2 separate regions of the Homo sapiens genome follow, and region 1 is linked to region 2. A link is a loop called in an ENCODE intact Hi-C map of the cell type or tissue named here. Cell type or tissue: endothelial cell of umbilical vein. All regions are shown on one strand. Each heading gives the region's core, and the rest is flanking DNA. Links, peaks and the distances in the headings are about the cores only. Region 1 has its middle 180 kb from the start of TTC39B. Region 2 has its middle 160 kb from the start of FREM1.

The links. Peaks named below come from ENCODE experiments on the same cell type or tissue, not always from the same donor. Only the 100,000 strongest peaks of a DNase experiment are listed, where the experiment ranks them.
Region 1: it touches region 2 in a loop (2.2-fold over the local background); 1 of 110 quality-filtered maps calls a loop at or near these places.

Annotation. Positions count from the first base shown.
Region 1 is chr9:15,117,238-15,133,833 of GRCh38, reverse strand. No RefSeq gene overlaps it. Among named protein-coding and RNA genes, the nearest start is that of TTC39B, 180 kb to the left of the region's middle. In endothelial cell of umbilical vein, for the core only: no CTCF peak of the experiment used is centred there; DNase peaks (open chromatin) are centred at 9,123 and 9,263; H3K27ac peaks cover 1,089 bases; H3K27me3 peaks cover 810 bases.
Region 2 is chr9:15,060,992-15,077,587 of GRCh38, reverse strand. No RefSeq gene overlaps it. Among named protein-coding and RNA genes, the nearest start is that of FREM1, 160 kb to the right of the region's middle. In endothelial cell of umbilical vein, for the core only: no CTCF peak of the experiment used is centred there; DNase peaks (open chromatin) are centred at 6,657 and 8,247; H3K27ac peaks cover 1,010 bases.

The DNA of each region.
Region 1 (16,596 bases), core at 4,705-12,704, 56 kb before region 2:
CTAAATAGACACTGTGCTCTTCAAAGAAATCTCTGTGGGGTACCAGGCATTTCTTTTAATAATGATTTGGTGACTCAAAACATTTCCAAACTCCTCTTTTGGTCTTATTTCAGTGCTTGTTGCAATGGGACAAGGTCCGTTCTGGGGCCATTCCATGAATCCTCAGTTCTGTGTATGCTTTTGCATTCTCGTGCTCTTCAGGTGGCATTTATCATGTGAGCTTTGTATCATCCCAGGAGTAACAAATGCCTAATATCCTCTTGTTTACCCTCTCTCAGGATGGTTTTCTAGTATTCTCTCATTTGTACCTTCTATATAGAAGAATGTATTCCCTAAAGCGTTGGTATCTTACCTGAAAATGAATAATTCCTGTTGGACTCACCTACCTCCAAGGCCAGACATCTTCAGGATTAGAAACATAGTTTCTAATTTACACAACAAAATAATGTTTTTCATCACTGTAATCTCTCCCTATTCTTAATTTTGCCATCCTTTCAATGGAAATGTCATATTTTATTAGAGTGTTTATTAGAGAGTATTTTGACTCAAATCTCATTTATTGTACAATTTTTAGGTTAATTCTAATTTTTTCACAATATCCCTGGTTCTGAGACTATTATAGTCATTTTGGTCACCCCCAACACCATTTCAGTTAAATTTCATCCATACCTATTGCTTAGGGCAGATCAATTCAGTTAAATGTTCTTTTTGAACACCAGTTTGTAAGGAATGGTATGCCCTCACAGAAATATATCCTTTGCAAGTAGTCACTCATTTATTAATCAATAATTGGTTAATAGGTATATTCATGCATTCATACAACCACTATTAAGTGAGCACATACTCACTGCAATCATTTATTTACTGCACTACTGATAACGGCAGGTAACAAGGCCCATGATGTGATTCAGTCTCAGTGGAGCTTATTGAACAGTAGGTTGCCACTTTAAGGGCATGGAAAGTAAAATGCTGTTCAGGAAGCACATGCTACGTGTCAGCTACTAAGTGAAATATTGATAGTATTCACTTACCCCTCTCGATTTTTCAGGTTGAGTGTAACTCAAGTAATTTCTATTCTCAACAATGTTAAGAATTGCTCCCAGTGCAAAGATGGAGGAGTTGGAATTTGAACCTAGAGCTGCAGTTTACCTGGGCACCCTAACATGGACACAACTGTCTTGGCCTCAAGTTTCATTGCATCCACCAGATTCAGTTCCCATTTATTGAGAATCCTTCTGTGGGTTCTTTAACTTAGACTTTATGATAACAAATGCAGATGCCAAGAATAGTAGTGATAGCCAGTCCTTAATATAGCACTTCTTCTGTACCAGGCATTGTTCTAAGTGTTGTATGTTTATTCACTCATTTAATCTTCACAAAACTCTGTAAAAGAGATATCCTCATTCTCATTTTATAGAGAAGGAAACAGAAGCACAGAAAGGTCAAGTACGTGGCTGGGCTGGATTTGACTCCAGGTTGACTAAGTGCCAGGGTGTGTGGCTTGAACCATAATTCCATGCTCTCACTAAAGAGTTGAACCCACACTCTAAAACCAACTACGTAATAGCCACTTCATTCCACGGTAACTAGCCAGATGCGGTTGAGCAATTTTGTGTGTGTGAAGACATACATGTGCATACCCACGAAGCAGCCCCTCCTGAGGCACAGGCTTCACTAGGTTGCTTTGGTACTACCCATCAATATCTCTTTACAGGCTACTGGCCAGAAATGACTGAAATGGTGTTTCAGGGCCACAGCAACGTTGAAGTTGCCTGGGACTCTTCTTCATGGTGGACAGGCTCTGATTACACCTATTGCAAAATGCTTTTTGTGTAACTGTGAAAGGAGAAGTTTTAGAAACCTCCCAGATTTTAGGTTAAAAAAACAAAAAACCAACTTGGGAACTTCTTAGAAGTCTCCCATTTTATTTAGAAGTACCTCCATCTGTGTTTAATAGTTTACCACCTATTTTCTTCCTAGCTAGGTTTTTCTGGGTATTTGGTGTAAGCTCAGAGACTGGGTTTGCCATTTAATTATTTAGTCCCCACTACCTCTGGGTTACACAAACAACTCTTTGAACGTAATTTGAGTTTTTAAAAAAGTACTTGTGCATTGTTTTGAAACAAAGGGTTTTTATTTGTTTTGGTCAAAGGTTATTTGTGGACTACAGGCGACCCTCAAGCCTGGCGGCCTTATAAACAATGAAAATATGTTTATAAAGATGTTGCTATATATCAATAAACTACACAGCCTTAGCATTAAGAAGTTTCTAACATAGCAAGATCTTTTTAAATTAGAGTAATTTTCAGATATGTTTGAGATTAGATTAGAACAATTTTCAGTTAGATTTTTTTTTTTGAGATGAGATCTCCCTCTGTTGCCCAGGCTGGAGTGCGGTGGCGTGATCATAGCTCACTGCAGCCTTAAACTCCTGGGCTCAGGCGATCCTCCCGCCTCAGCCTGCTGAGTAGCTGGGACTGCAGGTGCATGCCACCGTATCTGGATAATCAAAAACATTTTTTTTTTTTGTAGAGATAATGTCTCACTTTGTTGCACAGGTGGTCTCAAACTCCTGGCTTCAAGTAATCCTCTGACCTCAGCCTCCCAAAGCACTGAGATCACAGGCATGAGCCACCATGCCCAGCTAATAGGTTTCTTTTTATAGTCAGTTTTGGCATTATTATAATTTGTTGTTTCCAGTCTATGTACTACAGTATTCTGTGCCTTTTGCTCAGCTCACACAATGCAATTTACATATCATTGTTCTAGGTAAGTTGAATGTGGATGTTCAATTAAAAAGTGGTGCTACCAGATTTTTAGGGCAGTGAAATTATTCCATATGATGCTCTAATGGTGGATTCATGTTCTTATACATTTGTCCAGACCCATAGAATGTAAACTATGACTTTGGGTGTTCGTGATATGTCAGTGTAGTTTCATTCATGGTAACAAATGGACTGCTGTGATGTAAAATGTCAAAAGTCAGGGAGGCCGTGTGTGTCGGGGCAGGGGGCACATGGGAAATCTCTGTACCTTCTGCTTGATTTTGCTGTAAACCTAAAACTGCTCTAAAAAAATGAAGTCTTAAAAAAGTCATGCAGCAACCATAATAAGAAGGGAGGAAGACAGGAACAGCAAATAGTGAGTGAGAAAAGCCAGAAGACAATGGTGAAATTTCCTCTCGAGAACACACACTGAGTCTGTGTGTGTGCACGTGCATGTGTGTTTTAATGGTTCAAATAATGACTCAGTTAATGTTAGCTTTAGCTTTCTGTCAAAGGACCTCTGTGTCAAACTTGCCCTTGGTTCTGGCCAATGCAGATTTTTTTTTTTTTGAGATGGAGTCTCTGTCACCCACGCTGGAGTGCAGTGGCGTGATCTTGGCTCACTCCAACCTCTGCCTCCCGAGTTCAAGCAAGTCTTCTATCTCAGCCTTCTAAGTAGGTGGGATTATAGGTGCCTGCCACCATTCCCGGCTAATTTTTGTATTTTTAGTAGAGACGGGGTTTCACTATGTTGGCCAGGCTGGTCTCGAACTCCTGGCCTCAAGTGATCTGCCTTCCTCAGCCTCCCAAAGTGCTGGGATTACAGGTGTGAGCCATCATGCCCTGGCCAGTACAGATTTCTAACTGTGACATACCTGAAGGGCTCTTGACTTCAGGTCTTGCTGAGGGGGATATGGATAGTTGCTGAGAATGATTGAACCTAGTGTTTACGAGAACCATAAGCACATTTCTCCATGGTAAAACTTCATGTGCAAAAAACTAAAAACAACAAAGCAACGTATGGCGTTATTAGTTTCCAACAGCCTGTTCACAAGAGGACTAGTGAACTCTCTGAGCCAGGTGTTGCTAGAAAGTGGTCTCTCTTTGACCCCACTGGCTCCTTTCCCCGCGGTCCTCACTCTGTTGGTCCCGCGCAGCGCTAGGTACTGAGGGATGACATTCTCTTGTGCCACAGCCCTTATATTTGTGGAAAATTTTCTTCTTCTATATCTTCTTCTATATACTTGCCTTTATGTAGTCCTTTCATAATTTATGTGTGCTCATGAGTTCTTTCAACATGAAGGCCTATGTCCTTCAGCTTTGAAAATTCTTTTATTTTCTTTAGTAATTTTCTTTCTTCCCTTTTTCTGTTTTCTCCATCTGGAATGCCTGTTAATTGGATCATGGGCCTCGATTGTAATTTTGGATTAGAATTAGAGTCAAGGGCCGGGCGCGGTGGCTCACGCCTGTAATCCCAGCACTTCGGGAGGCCAAGGCAGGCAGATCACGAGGTCAAGAGTTTGAGACCAGCCTGGCCAACATGGTGGAACACCGCCTCTACTCAAAATACAAAAATTAGCCGGGCATGGTGCCGCATGCCTGTAATCCCAGCTACTCAGGAGGCTGAGGCAGGAGAATCGCTTGAACCCAGGAGGTGGAGGTTGCAGTGAGCCAAGATCGCACAACTGCATGCCAGCCTGGGCAACAGAGCATGACTTTGTCTCAAAAAAAAAAAAAAAAAAAGGGAAAGAAAAAGAATTAGCAGTCAATCCTAATTTTTTAGTCTGCTATAGTATTGTCTTTAGCTTTTTCATTCTACTTTTCCCTCCCTTATGTTGCATTTTTAAAAACTTTAGCAAAGATATTAGTTTTAAAGACCTCTTTGTACTAATATTTGATTTTTAATACTACATTACTTCAGTCCTGTTTCATGGATGCAAAAGTAGTTATTAAGGAGAGTTTTATATTGATCTTCTGTTTTCTGCACTCATTTATTTGTTCAGCAAATGACTGTTGAATTCCTACTTTGGCATTATTTTATGCTTAGAGATATGGCAGTGCATAAAACAAAGTCTGTTTCCTTATAGAATGTGTATCTAGAAGTTTTTTGGCCTGAGCCATCTACTGAGAATGAGAATGGTATGGAGATTTGGAGGCAAGAGATTGGAGTTCACTTCAGGACGTGGTATCAGTTTCCTACTGCTCCTGTAGCACATTACCACAAACTTAGCAGCTTAAAACAACACAGCTGGCCAGGCGCGATGGCTCACGCCTGTAATCCCAGCACTTTGGAAGGCCGAGGTGGGCGGATCACGAGGTCAGGAGATCGAGACCATCCTGGCTAACGTGGTGAAACCCTGTCTCTACTAAAAAATACAAAAAATTAGCCGGGTGTGGTGGTGGATGCCTGTAGTCCTAGCTACTCAGGAGGCTGGGCCAGGAGAATGGCGTGAACCCGGGAAGGGGAGCTTGCAGTGAGCCAAGATTGTGCCACTGCACTCCAGCCTGGGTGACAGAGTGAGACTCCGTCTCAAAACAAAACAAACAAACAAACAAGAAAAACACAGCTGTATTCCCTTACAATTCTAGAGGTCAGAAGTCTGAGAACAGTTTTACTGGGCCAAAATCAAGGTGTCAGCAGGGCCACACTGCCTCTAGAGACTCTAAGGAAGAATCTGTTTCCTTGCCTTTTCCATCTTTTGGAACTGCATTCCTTGCATTCATTCTTTAGTTTGTGGCCCTTTCCTCCATCTTCAAAGTCAGCTTTTTATGTTAGAGAACTTTAGTCAGTATGTGATTGCCTTCATCTGCAGTCCTTTCCCTTTTATAAGAACATTTGAGATGATAATTAGGGTCAATTCGGCTAATTCAGGATAATTTTCCCATGTCAAAAACCTTAACTTAATCACATCTGCAAAGTTTCTTTTGCCACAGAAGGTAACATTTACTAGAGCCAGGGATTAAGATCTGGATAGCTGTGCAGGCCATTATTCGGCATACTGTAGATGTTTTGAGTTTGACATACCTCTTAGACATTCAAGTGGAATATCAAGTCGCAGCTGGTATGTGAGTCTAGAGTTCAGGAAGAGGTCTGAGATAAAGATACAACTTTGGGAGCCATGCATTTAGATATAATATTTAAAGCTAGAGGCCGCATGGGATCACCCAGCAAATGAGCGTAGAGAAAGAATAGAGGATTACTAAGCATGGAGAAACTCCAAGCAGAGGTTGGGAAGATGACAAGTAACCAATAAAGCAGACTGACAGGGAACAGGCAGTGAGGTAGGAGGAGAACCAAAAAAGAGTTAGGTGTGTCTCTAAGCATATCATGAAGAAGGAGTGAGAAACTGTATAAAATTGATAATTGGGTTAGGAAATTTGAAGTCATTAATGATTCTAACAATAACAGTTTTGGTGTATCGTGTGGTTATAAGCCTGACTTAGGACCCCTAAGAATAAGAGGAGAAAAAATAGAGTTAGCGGTTGTAGACAAATCTTTCTGAGAGCATACCTGTAACAGGAGCAGAGAAATAGAACAGAAGTTGGAGGAAGAAGTGATACCAAGAGATTTAGAAAATATTAACTACTATATATTGAGGTATAATTTCCATACAATAAAATATACCCATTATAAATTGACAGTTTGATGAGTTTTGGTAAATGTTTACACCAGAGCAACCATCATTACAATCCACCTTTAGAACATTTCCATCACCCCCCAAGTTACTTCATACCCCTTTGCAGTGAATCCCTTCGCCCCCATCCCCAGTGCCAGATAACCACTGATTTTCTTTGTTGTTATGGGTTTGATTTGTCTGTTGTAGAACTTCATATAAATGGAATCATACACTTACAGTCTTTTACGTCTGACTTGTTTGTTCAGCATCTATGTTTTTGAGATTCATCCATGTTATTGTGTCTCTTCTCCTCCTCCTTTCCACCTATTGCCTAGCCACCCCACCTCTTCCCTGCTAACTACCTTTGAAAATGCTTCTAGCCCCCAAATGCTGAAGGAGATTGATTTGAGGAATGACTCCATCTCTCACATGGTATGGCTGGCCCTGTGTCAGCCAAACTCTTTCTTTACTGCAGTGCCATAGTTTCTGTGAATTGATTTGGTTTGTGCAGTGATCAGGAAGAACCTGATGGGTGTTTATACCATCTTGAATTCCTTGTTCTCCTCCTTCTCCTCCTCCTCCTTCTCCTCCTCCTTCTCCTCCTCCGTCTCCTCCTCCGTCTCCTCCTCCTTCTCCTCCTTCTCCTCCTCCTTCTCCTCCTTCTCCTCCTCCTCCTTCTCCTCCTCCTTCTCCTCCTCCTTCTCCTCCTCCTCCTTCTCCTCCTTCTCCTTCCCCCTCCTTCTCCTTCCTTCTTCTTCCTTTCTCCTTTTTTTTTTTCGACAGGGTCTTTGTATTAGTCTGTTTTCACACTGCTATAAATAAGAACTACCTGACACTGGGTAATTTATAAAGAAAAGAGGTTATGGCTGGGCACGATGGCTCACACCTGTAATCCCAGCACTTTGAGGGGCTGAGGCAGGTGGATCACCTGAGATCAGGAGTTCGAGACCAGCCTGGCCAACATGGCAAAATCCTGTGTCTACTAAAAATATAAAAGTTAGCCGGGCGTGGTGGCAGGCGCCTGTAATCCCAGCTACTTGGGAGGCTGAGACAGGAGAATTGCTTGAACCCAGGAGGTGAAGGTTGCAGTGAGCCGAGATCGTGCCACTGCACTCCAGCCTGGGCCACAGAGCAAGACTCCATCTTAAAAAAAAAAAAAGAAAAGAAGAGAGGTTTAATTGCTACATGGCTGGGAAGGCCTCAGGAAACTTACAATCATGGCAGAAGGTGAAGGGGAGGCTGGCACATCGTATGTGATCAGAGCAGGAGGAGGACAGAGAGAGTGAATGGGGAAGTGCCATGCTTTTAAACCATCAGATCTCTTGAGAACTCACTGACTATCACAAGAACAGCAAAGGAGAAATCTGCATCCATGATCCATTCTCCTCCCACCAGGCCCCTCCTCTGACACGTGGGGATTACAATTCAAGAGGAGATATGGGTGGGTACACAGAGCCAAACCATATAAGTCTTGCTCTGTCACTCAGGCTGGAGCACAGTTGTGATCATAGCTCACTGCAGCCTTGAACTCCTGGGCTCAAGTGATCCTGCCACCTCAACCTCATGAGTAGCTGGGACTGCAGACACATGCTACCATGCCTGGCTAATTAAAAAAATTTTGTTTTTGCAGAGATGGGGTCTCACTTTGTTGTCCGACTGGTCTTGAACTCCTGGCCTCGAGCGATCCTCCCACCTCAGCCTCCTGAGCAGCTGGGACCAGAGGCAAGTGTCGTCATGCCTGGCTGATTTTTTTAAAACTTTTTTTTTTAGAGATGGGGTCTTGGTTTTTTGCCTAGCTGGTCTCAAACTCTGGCCTCAAGCAATTCTTTCATCTCAGCCTCCCAAAGCTCTGAGATTACAGGGGTGAGCCACCTCACTCAGCATGTCTATTCTTACTTCTTTTTACTGTTGAGTAGTATTCTATTGTATAGATATATTACCTTGTTTATTCATTACCTATAAATGGACATTTTATACAGAAAAAGTTTAAACATTTTTAACAAAATATATTATTAATATTCTTTATGTGTCAAAGAGCAAAATTTCAACAAATTGAGGTTAAAGATCAAATTGGCTTTTATCAGCAATTTATGAACCGGCAGCATTCAGTCTATAAATAAACAAGAGCTCCTCCATTTGTGGCAAAACAGTTGGTTTTTAAAGGTGGCTTAAGCAGGAACAAGGAAACAGCATAGTCTAAAAAGGAGATCGATTAACACCAGGTTACTTCAAGTTACTTCCCTTCTATGAATTACAGCTGAGGGGGCTTCCTTATCATGCCAGCTCAGGTTCATTGGGCCCCTTTTGATTGATTATGGTAAATCTTCTGTTTTGTTTTTTTTTCAGTTGGGGTCTCACCCTATTGTCCAGGCTGGAGTGCAGTGGTGTGATGATAGTGCACTGCAACCTTCAACTCCTGGGCTCAAGCAATCCTCTGGGCTCGGCCTTCCAAAATGTCAGGTTTAGAGGTGTGAGCCACTGTGCCTGGACAGGCTGTTGTTTTTGAAAACAGGCCTCTTTTAAAGTTTGGCATGATTACGTGGCACCTAGCAGAAGTGATTTCATTGTGGTTTGGTCTGATCTGTTGGGGCCCAGTGCAGGCGCTCATTCCATAACAATAGCCTCCCATAAATTTTATTTAACATCTCTTAATAGTTGGTATTTTTTGTTTTTATAAGAAAAGTCATTGCCTGTTTATGGTTTTAGCTTTTACGTGTTAATTTTGTGCATAGTGTGAGATTAGTTTTTTTCATATACATATCCTGTTGTTCTAGCACTATTTGCTGATAAGATAGTTATTTCCTCAGAGAATTACCTTGTCATGTTTGTTAAAAATCAACTGACTGTATATGTACAGTTCTATTTCCATTTCATTGTTTCATATATCTATCTTTATAGCAACATTACCACAGCTTATCAAAAGTCCTGAAGTCAGGTAGTGTAAGGCTACCAACTTGGTCAGATATTTGGGGATATTTTCTGTCTTCTCATTAAAACAATAATACTTGGCCAGGCGCGGTGACTCATGCCTGTAATCCCAGCACTTTGAGAGGCTGAGGTGGGCAAATCACTTGAGGACAGGAGATCGAGACCATCCTGGCTAACACAGTGAAACCTCGTCTCTACTAAAAATACAAAAAAAAAAAAAAATCAGCTGGGCGTGGTGGCACGCGGCTGTAGTCCTAGCTACTAAGGAGGCTGAGGCAGGAGAATCGCTTGAACCTGGGAGGCAGAGGTTGCAGTGAGTCGAGATCATGCCACTGCCCTCTAGCCTGGGCGACAGAGCGAAACTCTGTCTCAAAACAAACAAACAAACAAACAACCTCAATAATACTTAAAGCATATTGGTAGCTGATAGGAAAGTATGTGGGCTTTGGTTTGTGATTTGACTTTTTCATTAAGAGATCCTCTAATATCAATGTCTTTAGAGTTTCTTCCCCCTCTCATACTGTTCACTTTCTTTCTTTTCTTTTCTTTTTTTTTTGAGACGGAGTCCCACTCTGTAGCCCAGGCTGGAGTGCAGTGGCGCGATCTCGGCTCACTGCAAGCTCTGCCGCCCGGGTTCACGCCATTCTCCTGCCTCAGCCTCCCGAGTAGCTGGGACTACAGGCGCCCGCCACCACGCCCGGCTAATTTTTTTTTTTTTTGTACTTTTAGTAGAGACGGGGTTTCACCATGTTAGCCAGGATGGTCTGGATCTCCTGACCTCGTGGTCCGCCCGCCTCGGCCCCCCAAAGTGCTGGGATTACAGGCATGAGCCAACGCACCCGGCCCATTGTTCACTTTCTTTAGACAAGAATACTTTAACATATTTCCTAGAGAGAATATAGTTTCCAGCTGCAGGGTAAGAAGATGTAGTCCCAACATTTACCATTGAAGGCGTTCTTAATCCCACCCTTTTGAGCTCCATGCTTCAGACCAACTCTGTACTCCTAGTTACTTTTGACTCTCTCTGGCCCATATTTTTCCAGAGACCACATTTCCATTCTCCTAAGCAATGGGGAGAAAGCCAGTAGCCTGGCTGCAAGGAACTGAGGAAAGTAAAAGGGTCCATAGTATTTGATCACTCTCTACTTTGTATACAGATTTTCCTTCCTAGTCTCATCCTGCCTTCTGGTTCCTGGTACTTCCATTCCTGAGCCTTTCCTGGTGCTGCAGGTGCTATGGCCCCATGCATTATTATTTTTCTTTGTGCTCAGATGCTAGACCCCTTTGCTAGAGTTGCTACTACTCCCTTGTCTGTTTTCCATCTTTGAAGATTTGTTGACATCATTCATTGGCAGGTGTCTCCTCTCCTTTTTTTTCTTTGTCCTTGTGGGTATGTGCATTTTAAAGTCCTTTAATTTATTTTAGTGGCCTTTCAAAAGGTGATGGACAATTACACCTCTTCATTTCACTCTGGTATGCCAGATGTACTCTTTTCCACTGCTTTGAACAATAAACATTTCAAAAATGCTATTTCTAAAGAGGTTTGATATCCAAAGTATGCTTTGTAAAATGCCTATCACTGATCACCTGTGTCAAAGAAAATTACAACAAATTTAGTTATAGACCTAATTGGCCTTTGGTTATGATTCATGAATTGGGACAACCTCCATTCTGCAAAACAGAATGAGAGCTCTGACTGGGCAATGGCAGAACAGTGAGTTTTGTAAGGTGAGAACAAGGAAAGAGAACAACATCTAAGAAACTGATTTCTTAACATCAGATTATTTCAGGTTACTTTATTTTGGTAAAGATTAAAGCAGATGGGATTTATTTATTTATTTATTTATTTAATTTTTGAGCCAGAGTCTCCCTCTGTCACCCAGGCTGCAGTGCAGCGGCACAATCTTGGCTCCCTGCAGCCTCTGCCTCCTGGGTTCAAGCAATTCTCCTGTCTCAGCCTCCCGAGTAGCTGGGATTACAGGCGTGCACCAACACGCCTGGCTAATTTTTGTATTTTTAGTAGAGACACAGTTTTGCCATGTTGGCCAGGCTGGCCTCAAACTCCTGACCTCAGGGTGCTCCACCCGCCTCGGCCTCCCAAAGTGCTGGGATTACAGGCGTGAGCCACTGCACCCGGCCTGATGGGACATGTTTATTATGCTGACTCAGGTAGACTGGAATCTCCTGTTTTCAGGAAAAACTGGTCTGTTAAGGGATCTATCTGCTTCCTTAAAGTTTCAATTTGATGATGGGACATTTAGCATGTGTGACTCCATTTTGTTTTGTTTTGCCCTGTTGGGCCTGAAATCCCAGCTACTCAGGCAGCTGAGGCAGGAGAATCGCTTGAACCCAGGAGGTGGAGGGTGCAGTGAGCTGAGATTGCACCACTTCACTCCAGCCTGCCAGCCTGGGCAACAGAGTGAGACTCTGTCTCAAAAAAAAAAAAAAAAAAAAAAGTTTCAGTTTGATGATGGGGCCTTTAGCATGTGTGACCCCATTTTGTTTTGTTTTGTTAGTCCAGGAGCTCAGTTCAAAACAATGACTTCCTATGGTTTTTGTTTAACACCTGCTACCTGATAATGGCTTCCTTTTCTACTTGCTCAGTGCCATAGTTCTGCTCTCTAACCCGTGCATTCTGGGCTGAGTACCTTCAGTCCAGAAAAAATTTTCCTACTTTCATGTAGTCTACATACGCATATTCAAAGCTTTAAACAATGTCTGTAACTTACATCAGCTGGGAGCCTTTGTTCTGATGTCTAGATAAAGTTTAAGATAAAGTGGCTTGAAACCACAGCCTGTAGATGTAAGATGCAGACTTCTTCAATTTCTTCCAAAAACTACACCCACACAAAGCATCTGTAAGCACAGTGAATTTTAGTTTAGGAAACTCAGTTGAGTAGAGTTTAGTTTACTTAAGTAGAGTTTGAATTAGGTTGAGTTGGAGCTGATTCAAGTATGAATTGAGAAGGGTTTTAACTGAGTAGAGAAGAATTTGATTTGAGTAGGGATTGATTTGGGTAGAGAATGAGTTACATAGAAGTTGGCTTGAGTAGAGTTTGAGTTGCGTAGAGGTTGTGTTGAGAAGGTGCTGAGTTATGTAGAGATTGAGTTTTACAAAGACTGAGTACTTCAGAGAAAGTGTTGAGGAGTTTGGTGGGAGATTTGGATGGCACAAGGAACAGAGGTCTCCATTTACATAGAATAAGAAATTAAAAGTCTATATTAAGCTCTCCAAAACCCTTTAAGGCCCTTCCATTTGGGGTCGTCCCATGGCTCTTTCCAGATGGAAAAGGGAGAAAGGGTTTCTTCATAGGGTCTTGTGCTTGTTCTGCTCTCTTTTCCTACTTTTCTTTCCTCTCCTCGACTCATTTAAACAACAAAGAAATTCCTTTCCTTGTCCTCAGAGCAGTTTCAAGTGTTTCTCTGATGGCCAGATGCTCAGTGTCTCAATTTATACTGCAAGTGCTCGTCAAAGCGTTTTTCAGAACCTATTCCATCCCTAGGAGGGCATGGTGCAACTGTTAAAATAATACATTTTTTCCTACCTCATCTTAAATTGGACTAGTGATAAATTACAAAATGTTTATTCTCTGTCTTCTTTCTTTTTGGTATACATTGACTAGAATGCTAGAAGTACATTAGTGGATATTGACATGAAGAACAAAAAGGAAAACTCAGTGTTCACTCATTGGAAAATGCTAAGATATACATATAGGTCAGCCCATATATTAATAGAGTCCTTTATGTTTCCAACAAATGAACTTGTCAAAGTGGCAATGGTAATTTATTTAAAGGGAGCCATGTCAAATCGTCTATGATGAAAAGATGCCACTATACCATAGTGTCATCCAAATCTTTCCATATATATTTGTGAAATTATAAAATCCCATTTGGTAAGCATACAAGTAGCTGAAATGACAGTTCCCACATTAGATCTAAAAGTTCAAGGCAAATTAAGATAGTAGGCACCACATGTTTACCAGGTGCTTAGTACCGTTCTGGGTATAAAAGATGCATGAGTCACAGTCCTTTGCTTCAGGGAAGTTGCAAATCATATTAGTGAAATAAGATATAAGTAGAAACAATTTTTAGATCATATGAGAAAGCATATTTAAGGACTAAGCTGTGGGGTCAAGCTCTGTGTTGTAGGATTTTGGAGAAGAGAAGGATGTGATGGTTTGGTCAGATTAAAAGCTTTTGAGAGGGAACTAGAACTTCAACTGTGCCTGAGCAAGAGAGGTTGGAAACACCAGGTGAGGAGAAGGTTTTGGATAAAGCTGGAGTTGTGGGAATGGGTTGAATGAGAGTGAGGAATAGGAAGGAGGGAGACCTATGGTAGAGAAGTATTTCTTGGGATCAGCTAGGTAAGGTGGGCATAGATTGGATTCCAGGCTGAAGAGACTGGAGTTTTCTTCACAGACAGAGGGACATCTCCCAGATATGACTGTCCACAAAAAACAAAGAAAGATACAATCGTTTAACTATGAAAACATTTTACAGTGTCGCAGAGCTCCTCCTGTGGTTTTATAATAATTATGGTTCTTAGCAGAAAGAGGGAGAACAATTTTTACTTTCTCAATGAGAATGAGGTGAAGAGAACATTTTTTTAAGTACCTCAAATTCATTTGTTTTGCATAATGTGAATTAAAACAAAACTTGCTGTTGGCTCTGTAACATTTTTGCCTGCCTGTGTCTGTTGAATTGCCAGCCTGCCTTGAAATAAAATCCACTTAAAAACTATTTTCTCTTCAAGAGGAGCAGGCTTGTGAAGCTTATTGTGTTCAGCTGGTGAAGTCCCAGAGACGCTGCTAGTGCTGTCAAAGACCACCATCAATGATTCCCTCAGCGTGAGGAGACCTCTTCTGCTGGCTGTTGTAACAGAAGGATTGAACATGTTTCAGACATACCTGCTAAATGAGAGCGCAGACCCTCAGCATACAGGCATGTTTGTGTTTGGCGTCCACCTATCTCTTGCCTTTCTTCTTTCCAGACCCTCTTTCATTCTCCAAAATTCCCAGTTCTCCTTGCCGTAAATCCCTTCCGTGGTCAAATAGAGATATCTCCCTCCTTCCAGCTCCTTTTCTTTATTTCTTTTTCTTTTTCCTTTTTTTTTTTTTTTTGAGACAGAGTCTCACTCTGTCGCCCAGGCTGGAGTGCAGTGGCGCCATCTCAGCTCACTGCAACCCCCACTTTTTGGGTTCAAGGGATTCTCCTGCCTCAGCATTCCAAGTAGCTGGGACTACAGGTGTGCACCACCATACCCAGCTAATTTTTGTATTGTTATTTTTTTTAGTAGAGACAGGTTCGCCATGTTGGCTAGGCTAGTCTCCAACTCCAGTCCTCAAGTGATCCGCCTGCCTCAGCCTCCCAAAGTGCTGGGATTACAGGCATGAGTGACTGCCCCCAGCCCCATCTTCCTTTTCATTTCTTCTCTTTCAGTCTTACCTATTAGGAGTTTTCCTGGGCTGGAAATTGATTGATGCAGATGGTGGGTAAAGTGACCTCTTCCAAACGACAACAGCAGCAACAAAAACAAAACCAAACTACTTCCATTGACTGACTTACCTGAAGGCTAAGGAAGAAGTAAAAATTAGATTCTATCCTTACTGGATACTTTATGGTATTAGAAATTATTAATTACAGTATTTTAGGTATGATAATACTATTGTATGTAGGTTGAAAAAGGTTTAAAGATTTTATATATATGTAAATATATATATCAAATATTTATGGATGAAATGATACAATATCTGGAATTTGCTGGAGGGAAAGGAGGTATGCATTGGCTGTGGGTTCATGAACATTGTAGCTGGGTCTTGAGTGCTTCATATGGGTTGATAGTATTCTTTTCTGTATAGTCAAACATTTCTATAACAATTTTTTTTGAAAATTGAAGTGTACCTATAATCGGGTTGCAGTCTTTTTAGACAGGCTTGGCAGAGTTAGGAGGCTGACGACGGTCAGAGAAACCAGACTGCAGGGAGGAGCCACCTGTTTTGACTACAGAGGCTGTCAGGGATCTTACTTTTGGAGACGCCATCCCATATCATTCCAACAAATGCAAATGCACCCACGTTATGGTGATGAATGTCCTTAAGGAAATAGTATTTGAGTTGATGTAATGTTACATTTGATAATCATTTTAGATAAATATTTATTCATTTCAATTATGTATTTTTTTAAAAAAATTTTGGAATAAATACTTTTTATAGTAGGTCTCACCATTTTCATATGCTGTTGACTGAATAGCTGGAAGGCCACAGGCACTGTGTCTAGAGCAGCTAGTGGATAAAACAACCCTGAGGCAGGACCCTTCGAGAGTTTCCTGTTGGGGAAAGAAGCGGAGTGGGTACCACCCCCATTCAGACTCAGCAGGAGGGCTTGAGGATTCTGGCACTTGCTCCCACTCTAACTCTGCTTTTCTGGATACCCATGGGCACCCAGTGGGGAAGGAGAGAAATGGCTGCTGTGTGTGTTACCTGAAAATCCCATTTCAGCTATCTGATGATTTAGCCTGCTCCCACCCTCAGCTGCAGTCCATTTCCTGAGTTCTGTGGTGGATAGAGCGCGTACCTTTCCTTTCTAATTTCTCATGGGACAGTCCAGCTGTTGACGCACAGCCAGAAAAGAGAGCCTGTGCCTGGGCGACTCCGCAGGGATCTGGGCCTGGGCAGAGCTGCTGCTCCCAATGCTATGGTACAGCTGTAGAGGCAGTGGTGTTATGGGGCAAAGAGTGGGCTCAGAGTTCCCAAGGAAAATGAGGAGTGGTAGGCAGAACTGACTCGTGAGCACCTGAGAAACACTTTCTGGAGAACCTCAGAAGAAACTCAGGGCAATTTTGGAAAGGATTGGGTTCCTGTGTCAGTAATATGAGTAGGTCTGTTGCTCTCACACTGAGATTTAATGTTGGTGAGACCTCATATGTATCTGGAGATTGGTGAGGTTGGGGCATATTCAGGTTTTCTCACTGACCTGTTTTCCTGCCTTCTTTCCTTCTAGCACTCAGCGCTCATTCATTCTTCAAGAATGCTTCAAAGTAGACATTAGATTCATAGATATATAGTTTTTGTGCCTTACTTTTAAGTTCTTCCTGGATCTCTAGGGGGACTGTGTATATAAGACTGTGCATTGGGAGCACTGACAAAGGGGCTCCTAACACTGCCTGGGGAGGGGACCTGGGGCCAAGGAAAGCTTCAGAGAGGAGGTTTGAGTTGAGTCTTAAAGGAAGGATAGAAGTTCAGCAAGTTCATGGGAGGTGCAGCATACCCTGGGTGCGTAGTTTTGTC
Region 2 (16,596 bases), core at 4,766-12,765:
ACAAAACCAAATAGGGCCTACTGTGGTCATGCCATATTAAAAAAAAACTCCATATCATTGAAGTTAATACTGGAATATATTTTTCAAAACCCCACCATTTAGAATATTGAGGAATAATAAATACCTGGTCCTTTTTTTTGTTGTGTAAACATATATGTGCTTTGAAGGCTCATCTTAATGTTTTTATGTGGCCTTTGAAACAGCTTCTAGAACTTCTCTTTTAGGGTCCTGGAGCACTTAAGGGTCAATGGAGCCTGTTTGACTACCACAGTATTAGAAACTTTTAATAGCCTATGATATCCAGTAATCCATGGAAATAAAATATATCTTGGTCCAAGCCTGACTCAGAAAAACTTTCATCAAATTTGAAAGATTTGTATCCCTTTGATTTTATTGATAATTCAATTGAATTTTAAAGACTGCATACTTACAACTATATTACTCAACACCTTCTCTTCAATTTTATTGATGGTAATGTCTATTGAAGGTAATGTTTAGAGCCAAAACAATTTTAAGTTTGCATTTGACATAAACTGAACATCCCTGCTCCTTATCCGCAATATGTCTAGGTTGAATTTGATCTCCCAAACTTGGTCTTTTTCACATTATCTCCTCTTGGTTCAATGTTCCCACTCCCTGAGTTCCCAGCTTGGAATTCTGGTTGTTCTCTGAGGTTTCTCTTTCTTTCTCTCCCCTGCTTCCCCAATTGATTGTTGAAATCTGTCAAGTCTACCTCTTAAATGGCTGTCTCTTTACTGGCTCTCCCCTTATTCCGTGCTCTCCCTTGGTCCAGATTCTCATCATTTCTCACTTTGAGTAGCTCAAGTGCCTTCTACAGGTCCTCCTTGCCTATCAACCTCTAATCTATCTCCCCAGCTAGGCACCCTCTCTTAAACTAAAATGTGATTATGTCACTCTGTTTAACAATCATCTTTAGCAATCATTGTCTTCAGATAGAAAAATCGTTTTTCAATTTAAAAATGTTTAATTGTGCTACAATACACATAACATAAAATTTATCACCTTAACAATTTAAAAATATGTGGTTCGGTAGTGTTAATTACATCCACACTGTTGTGTAACCAATCTCCAGAACTCATTTCATCTTGCAAAACTGAAATTGTATGTCAATTGAACAACAACCTCCCATTCCCCTAACCCTCCAGCCCCTGGCAACCAGCATTCTATTTCTGTCTCTATGAGTTTAACTGCTCTAGGTTAAACTCATATAAGTGGAATCATGTAGTATTTGTCTTTTTGTGACTGGCTTATTTCACTTAGCATAATGTCCTCAAGGCTCATCCATGTTTCAGTATGTGTCAGAATTTCCTTCCTTTTCAAGGCTGAATAATTAAGGAGAGACATCTTTTAGCACATCCACAAGGTCCTGCTTGATCTTATTTCTGCTAATCTCTCCCACCTCAGGTCCTGTTAAACACTCACTGTATCCATTGTTTTAGCTCAGTTGAATTCTTTGCAGTTCTCCAAATAGTCCAACAGTCAGTGCTTCTTTGCCAGTGTTTCCTCTGACCAAGATAGCTCTCTGGCTATTTTTTTCACCTGGCTAACGCTTAGTGTCCTCACTAACAAACGTCCATTTTGTAATCTACCTTTAAAATTTGAAATAGGCGACTCAGATATTTCTGCATCATTTTCCCCCATGAAATATAATCTTTCATTTTCCTTAGTTTTCCATGATACAATTATAATTTAACTGCTTTACTATTCGTGGGCAATTGTGTTATGTCTTGACTTAACTATTATTATTAACACTGTGAGAAGGATGTCCTTCTGCTTCTGACCATGATGGAGTAACTCATACCAGACTTTTCCTCCTATCAGAAACAACTGTAAAACTGGACAAATATATGGGGCATCATCTCTTTGTAAGCTTTGAACAATAGACAGTGCAGGACTGTGATGCTTGGGAGAAGGGAAACACAAGGGTTATGGTATGGTTCAGTTCTGTGTCCCCACCCAAATCTCATGTTGAATTGTAATTCTCAATGTTGGGGGAAGGACCTGGTGGGAGGTAATTGGATCATGTGGGTGGATTTCCCCCTTGCTGTTCTCATGGTAGTGTGTAAGTTCTCACAAGATCTGATGGTTTAAAAGTGCGTGGCACTCCTCTTTGCTCTCTCTCTCTCCTGTTGCCATGTGAAGATGTGCTTGCTTCCCCTTTGCCTTGTCATGATTATAAGTTCCCTGAGGCCTCCCCAGCCATGGCTCCTGTACAGCCTGCAGAACTGTGAGTCAATTAAACTTCTTTTGTTTATAAGCTACTCAGCTCCAGGTAGTTCTTTATAGCAATGTGAGAACGGACTAATACAGGATGGGAACTATGTTTGCCCTCATCTTTCTGCCTGACTCCAGTATAGGCTGAAGGGGTCAAGCACATTATGGTGATTTTTCTGAGCTGAGCAGGCAGAGGTGAGAGTTCAAGACTGCTCAAGTGCCTAGAATTTACGCAGCAGGGTACTAGACTACAGGGAGATTATGGGGTGCCATTTGGGGATTCCTTCACTGGGGAGGGAGCGGGAGAGGGAAAGAGAGAAAAAGACAGAGAGAAGGAAGAGAAGAGAGAAGAGAGGCAGGGAGTGGAGTGGAAAAATATTTGAAGAAACAATGGTTGAAATTTTTCAAAGTTGGTAACAGATGTAATCTTTACATACCTAAGTTCCGCATACTCAAACAAGATGATTACAAAAAACCCCACTAGCTAAGCACATTGCAGTCAATTTGCTGAAAACCAAAGATAAAGAGAAAAATCTTTAAAGCAGGTAAAGAAAAAATACTTTGCATAGAGGGGACCAATGATACAAATTATGGTAATTTCTAAATGGAAGTGATGGAGGGGAGAAGACAATGGAACTGTATTGGTAAAGTGCTAAACAAACAAACAAACAAACCTCCTCAAAATACATATCCACCCAGCATTCTATATTTAGAGAATATACCCTTCAAAAGTGAAAGTGGAATAAAGATACATTAGCATAAATGAAAGTTGAGAGCATTCATCACCAGTAAGCTTTAACTGTGAGAAATCCTTTAGGATTTGGTTGAAGTTACAAAGAAATAATACCAGATGGAAAACCAAATCCATAGAAAAGAATAAAGAGCACTTTGCAATGGTAATTATGTGGATAAATACAAAATACTACAATTTTTTTCTTAATTTCATTAAAAGACAATTGTTTAAAACAAATGGCAAGATGGTAGACTAAACCACAATCATATTGATTAAATATAAATAGACTGAATACTCCACTTGAAAAGCAGTAATTGTCAGATTTTATAAAAAAGCAAGATCTAACTATATGCTCTCTAAAGAGATATATTTTAAGTATAGTGAAACATATATTGCAATTGGAAAAGAGATGGGAAAAGATATACCATACAAATAATAAGGATGAGAAAGCTTGAGTGGCAATATTAATGTCAAAGTAGCCCTAATTATAAGGATTCACCAGAGACAGAGACCATTTGTGATATTTAATAAAAGGGTCAATACATCATAAAGACAAAACAATTATAATGTGTATGCACCTAATAACAGAGATCCAAAATACATGAAGCAAAAATTGACAGAACTAGAGGGAGAAACAAACAAATCTACAATCATCTTAGAGACTTTAACACCCCTTTCTTGGTAGTTGATAGAACAAATAGGCAAAAAGACAAGACTTGGATGATCTAATCATCTGTCAAATTCCTTGATGAAATTGTCACTTAGAACACTCCACCCAACAACTTCAGAACACGTTCTTTGCAAATGCATGCGGGAACATTCCCCACCAGTATGATAAAATGCTTTTATAAACTTCAAAAGATTGAAATGGTAAAGGATATGTTCTCTGACCACAGCAGAATTCAATGAGAAAATGAGAGAGAAGTTCTCTATTACCCTTCTCATAGGAGAATTTTGTGATCAAGTTCTTGTTCTTTAGCAAAAAGGAAATGCCCTGAGCCTTACTAAATGGAGTTGTGAAGTCATTCTATTAATCAGAAGGACTGGTTTAAGACTCACATTGGAATGTATACATCCAAATGAATTCTCTCTCTGTTTCTCTCTCACTCTAGGTCTAGTTAGATAATTAGATAAGACAAATAGTGATACAGATCAACAGCTACTTATATGAACATACATAATGTTAATATATATAATTTAAGCCTTCAGTTTGAAATAATTTTAGATTACAGAAGAGTTGTAAAGACAATACAGAGTTCCTGCATACCCCGTACCCACTTTCGCTTAATTTGAACATTTTACATAACCATGATAAAGTTACTAAACCTAGGAAATTAACTTTGGTGCAATGCTATTAGCTAAGTTACACACTTTATTTGGATATCACCAATCATTCTACAATCAATGCCCTTTTTCTCTTCCAGGAATGAGTCCAGGATACTACACTGCCTTTAGTTATATGTCTTCTTTCTCTCCTGTAATCTATGACAGTTTCATAGTTTTACCTTTTCTTAATGACTTTGACATTTTCGAAGAGTATTAGGTATTTTGCAGAATGTCCCTCAGTTTGGGTTTCTGATGATTTCTCATGATGAGCTTGGAGTTACAGGTTTTGGGGAAAGATACCACTGAGGTGAAGTATTTTTTTTCATCACATTATATCAAAGGCTACCTGACATCAATGCGACTTTTTACTGGTGCTGTTAAATGTGATCATTTGGATAAGGTGGTGTCTTCCAGGTTTCTCCATCGTGTAGTTATTACGTTACCTTTTCTATAGTTTATTCTTGAGGGGCAAGTCACTAAGCGCAGCCCATTCTCAAGGGGAAAAGAATTAAGCTCCATCTCCAAGGGTGGATTATCAAAGAATTTGTGTACTTATTTTAAAAATAATAAATATTTGGGCAAGATACTTTGAGGCTATGTAAATATTCTGTTTCTCTGTAATGTTTTGCCCATAATTTTAGCGTTCATCTGTGAATCTTGCCACGGTTATTACTGTGGTGTCCTAAGGGTTATTTTCTATGACTTTCATTCCTTCTGCATTTATTAAAGAGAATTCTTTTATAGGGAAGAGCTGTCCCTTTTCTTTCATTTATTTATTTATTCTGTCCTTGATTTACATTAGCATGGGCTGATAGATGCTTATTTTATTCTTAGAGTTTCTAGTTGGAACTTCTTACTGATTATGTGGCTTCGAGGGGCATTGGCCCCACGTTGGTGAATGCTGCCATCCTATTTCTCCTTCCCAGATTGCAGATGACTTGTCTGCCCTGTGATCTCAGTTGATGGATGAGATCAAGAAAAGCAGTTACTTTCCGCTTTGTGCAGCTTTTTTCTTGTTGTAAAGGTGTAAGTGATGCTTTTTTTTCAGCTCTCTACATCTCTGGGCTGAAACCAGAAGTCTATTTAATGTATTTTAATGTAATGTGTACTATATTATGACATAACATAATATAATATAATGTAATAAATCAATCGTAAGAAGCTATTTTGGGGATAAGGAGGAGATACACTGATATTAACTAGATATTAGATGATACTAATTTGTTAATTTTGTTAGATGTGGTAGTGGTATTATAATGACCTTTGTTTTTAGGATGGCATGATAAAATATTTAGGGGTGAAATACGATCTTTTTGTCTTACTTTGTTTTGTTATTGCTGGGGTATTTTAATGGGACTGTTTGATCATGGAGTACTAAAGATTGAAATTGAAAGGGAGTTCACCCAGATTGCTGGTATATATGAAAACATTTGGGCCTGATTGACTTCAAGCTTTTGCCTGAATTGAGTCAATATGTAGAGAATTGTGACTGTTCTTCCAATTTTTAGACTGAGTCACTTCCTAGACCCAGAGTCCTTTGAAAAGGAGGCAGGTACACTTGAGAAAGAAAATTTCAAAAACATCACAAATGCATATGGAGACTACTTTGCTTAACCTTCCCAAAGGAACCTGCAGACATTTGCCATGGTCACTACACACAGAACAGGTAAATACCTCAAACTTCTAAGGCTTACTGAGCATTCCGTTTGGAAGAAATATCTAAAGGCATAAAGGAGAAAATAATTTCTCATAATCACACCACTGAGAGCTTTTTCTTTTCTTAATGTTATAATCCTAAGTTCTTCTATTTCCTGTGTTCTCATCATCAGTTTTTTGGTAATGATTTCTTTAAACAGGAAGCAAGGTGAATGAATAGTGAGTGTTCAAATGTCACATTATTTGCTAATTAGTAATTAAACTGTAAAACAGGACAGACTATGTTTTCCCCATGCTATTACAACATTTGGTTGTTAATGATGATAAACTAGAATACCTGGGCTTCAGAAATTTAAGTTCTTTGTGTGAAGCTTGACAGTCTTTGACAGAACTTACTTATGGACTGTCTCAGTGTAAAATATGCAAATAATAAGAAATAAGCCAAAACTTATGTGAGAGTAGGCATGGTTACTGATATTATCAAAACATAAGCTTTCTATTTCTATTATACTTTCATAAATAATCCTTTAAGAATCTTGCTTAGGATCTAAATCAGTCCTACTCTTGGCAACTCAGATAGGTTCTTTATCACTTGATGAGAACTAATCTATTAATATAAGCCATTGTTATTTGAAAGTAACATTGTGTATTTGTAGAAGAGATAAGGCAGTTATTGGGCTTGCTTGACTGTACTGTATTTCCTCAAACATACTGTAGTATCCTAGTGTCTATGCGTAAGATGTTACTTGTTTTCCATAATTTATGACCCATTGTAGCCATGGGTCAACACAAAGGAACTGATGGAGACAGGCAGCTAACAAATCGAAAAAAAAACAGAATCAGCTTCCCTGTGAGGAAGAACAAAACTATAATGATTAAAATTGATCTTCAGGCTGATAGTGAAGAGGCAGATAAAGTATAAAATTGTGAAGCATATCAATAAAGTAAACATGGATCTGTATACTAAATCCCTGAGTGCTATAGCCAGGGATTACCTTTGTTGGGTAAATTGAATTTAATACTACTTTTCAAGGTGAGATGGTAAATAGTGAAGCTTCCTACTTAAGTAAATAATGTCAAATCTAGAAGTATAAGTAGATTCAAAATAGAATCAGTTTGATATACTATTGATAGATTAGAAATTAAGATGACATTTCAGAAATAACCATCTTTAGGGGTAGATTTCCTATATAGAAACAGTCAAGCTCTCTCAAAATGTCTCTTCCTTTTTTATCAGGAAAAAATACTTGGCTTATTTGGACTGTTAGTTTTACACTTTGACTTTCTTCTTAATTTGTTCAAGATGTTTAAGTAGTTTTGGAGGTCAAATTTCTTTCTTGTACCAACCCTTTATAATGGATTTGATCTTTTGGGCCTGAGCCTCCATTTACTCCATGAGGGGCCTTTAAAAATTATTTAAATGTTGTTTCATTCAAAGTGAGCATATATACATATATATATATAGCACTACTAGGTGCTGTGGAGAATTATGATAAAAATAGTAATATTAATAATAACTAATATTTATTAGAATTTCCTGTTAGCTGAATACTGTTCTAAGTGGTTTTTTTGTTTTACTGCACTGCAGCCTGGGTGAAAGAGTAGAGTGATCATAGCAAACTGTAGCCTTGAACTACTGGGCTTAGATCCTCCCGTCTCACTGTCCCAGGTACCTGGGACTGCAGGCATGCAACACCACATCTGGCTAATTTAAAAGACAAACATTTTTATTTAGAGAGAGTCTCACTATGTTGCCCAGGCTGGTCTCCAACTCCCGGGCTCAAGCGGCCCTCCTGCCTCGGCCTCCCGAGTAGCTGAGATTACAGGTGTGAGCTATTGTGCCTGGCTTGTTCTAAGTGCTTTACATGTATGAAATCATTTAAATCCTCATCACAAGTTGATGAAGTAGGCACTGTTATAATCCCCATTTTCCAGTCGACAAGATTGAGAGGAGGAAATGTTAAGGAAAAGTCAGAATTCCATCCAGATACTTGGCTCATACTCTAATCATGAGGCTAAACTGCTTCTCACTACAAGTATCTTCATAATAACTGTGTTTTAAGTCTTGAACTTGCGTTTTAAGTCTGGTAGAGGCATAAGAAGTTTAAAACAAAGAAACAAAATCCTGAGGAAGTTCGTAAACTTCTAGTGAATGAGAGAAATGATAGAAATCTCTTCTTCCCCTAAAGTCCCAAAGTTCTTAGGGGGAGAGGAGATGAGTCTCCTTTTGACAAGTGTTATCAAAGCAGACTGTTTTCACATACACAAGGGAACTCGATAGGGCATTCCTGATGCATATAATAAAATGAGTAAATGCTGTGATGGGAGGAAATGCCTAGTATGTTGTTCTTGGGTTAATTTGATACAACAAAGGCAGTTTTGTTGTGACTCAGTAGAGGGGGTAGAGTAGAAAGGTGGAAGTTAGAAGAGTGCCAGATCCTAGAGGACTAACGATGGGCTTAAACCACACAAAGTGTAGCTTTGCCATTGAAATAAAAGTTTGGGGTCTTATTTTTTCAAGTTTCTCCCGAAATTATTTCTTGACATTCATTAGATCAGCAATGTATCTAAATAAAGTTTTTTTGTTTTCTATTATAATAGATGTTTTTCCTTTTTCTTCCCTCTGAAAAGTATGAGTAGTTAGCATTTTTTGCACATTATTTGAAAATCTAGGTGTTATATGATATTCTTATTGCCAGAGGGACATTCTGTAGGCTCTTTATAAGTGATTTTAGGATTCAGATCCTTATTATACTTTTATTAGCACTAATATTTTATCCAACTAGAAAATTAAACTTCTTCTTAAAAATTAATTCATCTAAGTGTCTGTAAATTAAAGGAACAACTAAAGATTCTTTATGCGGTGTCAAAAACTCCTTGTTTCTACAACAATAGTGTAAAACAAAGCCTATTTTTAAATATATTTTGCCCACAGTATTTGAATTTCAAATCTTCAATAAAATCTGGTTCATATTACTACCTTTAGCTTGATTTTCTAAAAATAACTGATACTTCAGTATGGTTATAATCGTAAGTTCTAACCATCGTAAGAACATAGGAAATAGAAGAACTTACGATTATAATTATAATTTAATTTTATGCCATCTCATGGCTTGTCAGAAATGCTTTGTATCAAGATTTCAAAGTGTGAACAGATTTCCTGCCACATTGATTAAGTTTGTAATTTTGGCTATTTTCCCAGCATCGAGGTCTCTGCCTTGTGTTTATGCAGGAGACTGGTAGCTTAAATTGTACTTTAAGGTTTTGTTTTTTGTTTTTAAATTAACACATGTTTAATTTCTAGTTTCTTTGTAGCCCTTTACAACTTTAATTAGGTAATAAAATGGATTTACTCTGATTTCTCTAATAAAATTTTAAATTTATTAAATATGAAATTTAGCAAATTTAATAAATCTTTTTATTCATGTACTATACAGCTTATCTTATATGCAGAGGTAATAATTGAATGTGGAACTTGTTTCCAATTACATAGATGTCTTAATATCCACTTTATCATCTCTAACGAAGGATGTGTTTTTTTATTTTGAGGTGGCAACAGAACAGAAAAGAAAACAGTGAATTGAGTAATGGGCTTAGCATTGCTGCTGCCTGGTTGTGTAACTTTGGTAAACTTCTTTGGGATTTGGTACTAACTTACAAGTCTTTGCAGTTTAGACAGCTAAATATGACTGAATGGCTGAACAAATTTTAATAGCGTATGCTTCTTTTATACAATTCATTTACCCAGTAGAGGTTTAATTGACCACCTGCTAAATGTGAAGCACTATTCTTGCCATTACCTTTTTAATCTTGGATTTGGAGTCCGCCGACATTCTGGAATTTCTGCTATCAATTTATAACATTTACTTTCCCCTCCATTACCGGGATGGCCACTTCTTATCAGTAAGGTCATGGAGGGAGAAAAAAAAAATTGGGGGCTAGACTTCCTGCTCTTAACATCCAGAAGCAATTAGGTTGTGAGGGAGTATGTAGTATTTTGGATTTCTGCCTTCTTCCTTCCATAATTTTTTTTAAAAAAGGTTCATACGTTTTGTGTGTGTCTTATGTAACAGTAATCTGCGTTATGAACTTAAATGACAAGGATCACTATTTCACATCTTTGGAGATTGACCACAGAGGTAATTAGTAACTCTTATTAAATAACTGTATGCATCATTTTTTATGTAAAACTCTTATTTGGATGCACCCCTTTGAGAAAAGACTTAGGCTCCTTCAAATATCACTGTGATATTTACTAATAAGCTCAGTTTAAGGTGCAGTAACTAAGGTTGTGTGTTTTTTTTTTTATTAAGTTCAGTTCAGCAAATATATGTGAAAAGCTTCTGGGTAAATTTATATTTGTATTTATGGGAAAACAGACAATTTTATTAATGCCTGTATTTTTCTAGTTCAGTGTTTGTCAAACTTCAAGTTTTAACATGTTGATCATGAAACCAATTGAATTGTGACCAGTATTTTAAAAGGAAAGATTAAAAAAACAAAGTAAAATATCAGTATATACCAAATAGTAAATATTGTTTACTAAACTTTGGTTTTATTTAAGTACATATCTATATACTATGTCAGTGAGAAACGTTTTTCAATTTTTTTTTTGAAAAACATTTCAAAAGCTAAAAAGGAAGTTTGAAAACGAGTTTGTATGTACAGCTGGGGTAAAGGTACGCTTCTTGTGGCATAAGTTGCCTGGAACAACTGAGGGTGAGAATGGGGATGCATTCTTATCATAGACTTGTGCCAAAGCATAAGGATGTGAGTGCCGGGAGCAAAGCAGTGCTCACCACTTCTGCAGTTTTCTATTGCAGCATTTTAAGTAATACAGGAACAAGTGGACTGGAACCAAAGGCAAAGAGGGATGGTGATGGTTAAGGGTAGGATTGAATTCATTGTCCACAGGCTAAGTGCATATACATATGTGTTTGGGAGAAGGCATCACGTAATAGTTCTTAACCTACTCTGAGAGAAGGTTGTCCACATTTCTTAAAGTATACATGTAAATCAACAATGAAATTATTTTTTAGGCACTAATGCATAGTGGTGAGAAGTGACTTGAGAATCACAGTGCTAGAGTTTGAATCACTGTTCTACTACTTGCTAGCTGTGTGACCTTGGGCTTGCTTTAACTCTCTGCACTTTGTTTTCCAAATTTAGAAAGCAGAGATAATAATACCTGTCTCATTGTGTTGTTGTGAGGATTATATGAACTAATACATGTAATGTCCTGAGAACAATGTCTGGCACACATTAAGTTACTTAATTAAAATGAGTTGTCCTTACTGTTATTATTAGACATGAGCTAGATAACAGTGGCCTCTGCATGGGAAAGATTATTTTAATTCTGATGTAGTCCAGTTTATCTATTTTTTTCTTTTGTCTCTTGTGCTTTGGTGTCATATCTAAAAAACTAATGCCTAACTCAAGATCATAGAGATTTACTCCTGTACTTTGTAGTTTTAGCTCTTTAGATCTAGGATTCATTTTGAGTTAATTTTCATATATGGTGTGAGGTAGGGGTACAATTTCATTCTTTTGCATGTGGATACCCAGTTGTCCCAGCATCATTTGTTCAGACTATTCTTTCCTCACTAGAAAAATATTTCTTTAAAGAATAATGAATACTTTTTTTTCTTTTTAGCTGCTGTCACTCAATTGGAAAAAGAATGATGAATAATTTTAAATGATTTTCCTACAGGTAAATTTAAGTCTTTTTGTTTAGATTACACATATTAAGAAATAATGGATTTCTATTTCCACAGGTGGGCTTGATCTTTATAAAGTTCTCTGTCTCTGGCAAAATAAAACAAGGCAAAACAGTCTTCTTAGTAGAGTTATTTTTGCAAGAAAGTTACTAGCCAGTTTTAATTCATCAATTGGATACTTTTTCCTGCTTGCTGGAGATATTTCAGTATTGGTGATATCTGAATTATGAAATGTTCATTATGGAAATCTTTGTCATTCACCATGCATTTTAGGAATTTGTTTCTGTGTCCATACCAGGAATAATGAATTAAGTTATCTGTTAAAAATACAGATTTTTGCTCAATATACAGGTGTAGAAGAACTCATTGTCCAAATTTGTAAGACTTTTTTTTTTTTTTTTTTTTTTTTGAGATGGAATCTCGCTCTGTCGCTCAGGCTGGAGTGCAGTGGCACAATCTCGGCTTACTGCAAACTCTGCCTCCCGGGTTCAAGCAATTCTCCTGCCTCAGCCTCCTGAGTAGCTGGGACTACAGGCATGTGCCAATATACCCAGCTAATTTTCGTATTTTTAATAGAGACAAGGTTTCACTATATTGGCCATATTGGCCAGGCTGCTCTTGAAGCCTGGATCTGCCCACTTTGGCCTCCCAAAGTGCTGAGACTACAGGCGTTAGCCACTGTGCCTGGCCAGACATTTTTTTTCTTTCTTTGTAATATTGTTAGTCTTTTGGTTAAGCGGTATTATAACTTAGTCATATGAGTAATGTAATGCAGCTTGCTGAAGTTTGGGGTTTTTTTTTTTTTTTTTTTAATAGAGATGAGGTCTCACTATGTTTACCAGGCTGGCCTTGAACTCCTGGGCTCAAATGACACAACCTTCTGCCACAGCCTCCTGATTGTCTGGGACTACAGGTGTGTACCACCACACCTGGCTTTCCTGATGAAATGTTAAATACCCAAATATTTGAGCAGAAATAATAGCTTGTGTTTATTGTTTTCCTACTATTTGTCAGGCATAGTATTAAATGTTTTACATAATTTGTCTCCAGTCCACATACCATACTCTAGTAGAAGTGGGTAACAAAACCAAGGTACTCAAAGAGGCTAATAAATAACTTGTGCTGGGTCACAGAACTAATGGGAGGCAGGGCTGAAATTTGACTCTTTCTGCCCTCAAAGTGCATTAAAGTCATGAAATTTCTCTGCTAGGCCACCTGGAAGAAAAGTGATCTTTTTTTTTCCGGTCTTTTTTGTTACTGTTTTTCAGCCGGGCGATAGTACAGTTAGGTAGCAGAATGTTAGTCCTGGCATCTGGTAGGCAGCCCTCCAAAAAAGTTTTTGATTTTTTTTTTTTTTTGTCTTAAACTTGGGAGCTACTAACTTTCAAGTCATACTTTCTTAACCAAGAGCTGGGTATTCAGGTAGCAGGAACTATCCTATGTCCTCTTGAAGGTTCAGTTGTTAAAATTAATTGGTTCTGATTATCACTGTGCTCAAGATTTACATTTCCAGTAGCCAGAGTTTGATTGGTCTAACTTGGGTCTGTGCGTTTTCTTTAGCTGGGGAGGGGAACGTACCTTGACTGATACCTTCACCAGGACTGCATGCAGTGAGAGACAGAAGTTTCCTTAAAATAATTGGGTTCTGTTATAGAAAGAAGAGGAAGCAGATACCAAGCTGGCAAAAACAATCAGGTTCCATTACATAAATAATAACCCGAATGTGAGAATAATAAATGGATAATATAATTATTTTAAGTTGGGAAATATAACTGGTTATTAGTATTGAATATCTGGTAGTTGGGTTGGGGAAAAAGTTGAGAATAAAAAAAGGCTTAAAATCATAAAAATTAATTGGAAAAGAGGATGGCTAAGCAGATACCCATGTTAGATAATGTTCATAATGGCAAACCAACCTGAAGATTTGCTTAAATTGTAGTATGTAGCCAGGTGTGGTGGTGCTCACCTGCAGTCCCAACTACTTGGGAGGCTGAGGCAGGATAATTGCTTGAGCCTAGGTTCAGGGCTACAGTCAGCTAGTGAGCTATGATTGCACCACTGCATTCCAGCCTAGGAGGCAGAGCAAGACCCCATCTCTAAAAAAAAATAAAGTAGAATGAATGAATTATAGTATGTTATGACAAATATAGTAATCTGAAGTCACTGAAAATGTTGTGTATGTGCATCTAATAATGTGAAATAATTTTTAGAAAGTATGAATGAAAAAAATCAACATTAAAGTGTGGCTAGTATGATTTTACCTATATCTCACTTATAGAAAACATAAAAGCCTGAAGCCAGTCACCAGTTTAACTGTTCTAACCCTCTTGTTGACTTGATTCCCTTTTCCCCCCTCCCCAGCAATCCTCATGTAGTTAGATAAAATTGGTTCTTCATCTGGCTTATTGCAGAAACTCTAAGCCTGTTTACTTAAAGCTTTTTGAAACCCAGAGACCCATCTTTTGAATTCAGAAGTTTTGGCTATTAAGAATTAGTTTTTTCATATGTTTGTTGGCCACATAAATGTCTCCTTTTGAGAAGTGTCTGTTCGTATCATTTGCCCGCTTTTTGATGGGGTTATTTGTTTTTTTTCTTGTAAATTTGTTTAAGTTCTTTGTAGATTCTGGATATTAGTCCTTTGTCAGATGAGTAGATTGCAAAAAAATTTTCCCATTCTGTAGGTTGCCTGTTCACTCTGATGATAGTTGCTTTTGCTGTGCAGAAGCTCTTTAGTTTAATTAGATCTCATTTGTCAATAAATTACTTTGGGCAGTATGGCCATTTTCATCATATTGATTCTTCCTATCCATGACTATGGAATGTTTTTCCATTTGTTTGTGTCCTCTCTTATTTCCTTGAGCAGTGGTTTGTAGTTCTCCTTGAAGAGGTCCTTCACATCCCTTGTAAGTTGTATTCATCATCACTGATCATTAGAGAAATGTAAATCAAAACCACAATGAGATAATCATCTCATGCCAGTCAGAATGGCAATTATTAAAAAGTCAGGAAACAATAGATGTGAGTGAGGCTGTGGAGAAATGGGAATGCTTTTACACTGTTGGTGGGAGTGTAAATTAGTTCAACCATTGTGGAAGAGAGTGTGGCGGTTCCTCAAGGATCTAGAACTAGAAATGCCATTTGACCCAGCAATCCCATTACTGGGTATATACCCAAAGGATTATGAATCATTCTACTATAAAGACACATGCATACGTATGTTTATTATAGCACAATTTACAGTAGCAAAGACTTTGAACCAACCCAAATGCCCATCAGTGATAGACTGGATAAAGAAAACATGGCACATGTATACCATGGAATACTACACAGCCATAAAAAAGAATGAGATCGGCCGGGTGAGGTGGCTCACGCCTGTAATCCCAGCACTTTGGGAGGCCGAGGTGGGTGGATCACAAGGTCAAGAGATCGAGACCATCCTGGCCACCATGGTGAAACCCTGTCTCTACTAAAATATAAAAAATTAGCCGGGCATGGCAGCACGTGCCTGTAGTCCCAGCTACCTGGGAGGCTGAGGCAGGAGAATTGCTTGAACCCGGGAGGCGGAGGTTGCAGTGAGCCGAGATCGCACCACTGCACTCCAGCCTCGGTGACAGAGTGAGACTTGGTCTCAAAAAAAAAAAGAGAATGAGATCATGTTCTTTGCAGGGACGTGGATGAAGCTGAAAGGAATCACTCTGAGCAAACTAACACAGGAACAGAAAACCAAACACCACACGTTCTCACTTATAAGTGGGAGTTGAACAATGAGAGCCCATGGACACAGGGAGGGGAACATCACACACCGGGGCCTGTCGGGGGGGTGGGTGGGAAGGGGAGGGAGAGCATTAGGACAAATACCTAATGCATTCGGGGCTTAAAACCTAGATGATGGGTTGATGGGTGCAGCAAACCACCATGGCACGTGTATACCTATGTAACGAACCTGCACATTCTGCACATGTATCCCAGAACTTAAAAAAAAAAAAAAAGGATTTGTCTCTTCTATGGGTTTCAGAAGCCTCCATTTGAAACTAGGATGCCATAATATCAAATTGTGTTCTCCATGCTCTGCTGTGTATTTCTTTTCCTATGGCAAGGGATGTCTTTGACTGAATTGGTGCGGGGAAGGTGTTTGGAGGGGACAGGAAAGTAGTGTGGACTAAGGAAACTTGCTTAGTCTTTCCTAGAGGTATTCCACTACAGCTCCACTACTGTCTTCACAGATAAGTGAGAACTGCATATTCTCTGAGAAATGGGAAGTCCAGGGTAAATCCTGTCATTTCATGTTAATAAAATCTAACAGTAAGAAGAGCTTTTACTAAGGAGAGAAAGAAAGTCATAATCAAGGAAGCTGCAGTCTCACTACTATCTTTATTTCATCCTAAAGACCTCCTTTGTCTTGTAGAACTTCCTACAGATATCAGTTTTAGAAAAGCCATATTATCATTTCCTAATTAACTTACATATATATACACATATATATATACATATATATATACATATATACATATATATATACACACATATATATATATATATATATATATATATATATATATTTATTTATTTATTTATTTATTTTTTTAGACAGGGTTTCACTTTGTTGCCCAGGCTGGAGTGCAGTGGGGTGATCTTGGCTCATTGCAGCATCCACCTCCCAGGCTCCAGCCATCCTCCCACCTCAGCCTCCTGAGTAGTTGGGACTACTGGTGTGTGCCACCACACCCACCTAATTTTTGTATTTTTAGGAGAGTTGGGGTTTCACCATGTTAGCCAGGCTCTTCTTGAACTCCTGGCCTCAAGTGATCCGCCTGCCTCAGCCTCCCGAAGTGCTGCGATTACAAGTGTGAACCACTGTGCCTGGCCTTTGAAATATTATTATAGGAAAAAAGAGGAGATGCACTTTATGTAGAGGAGAACCTTAATTTA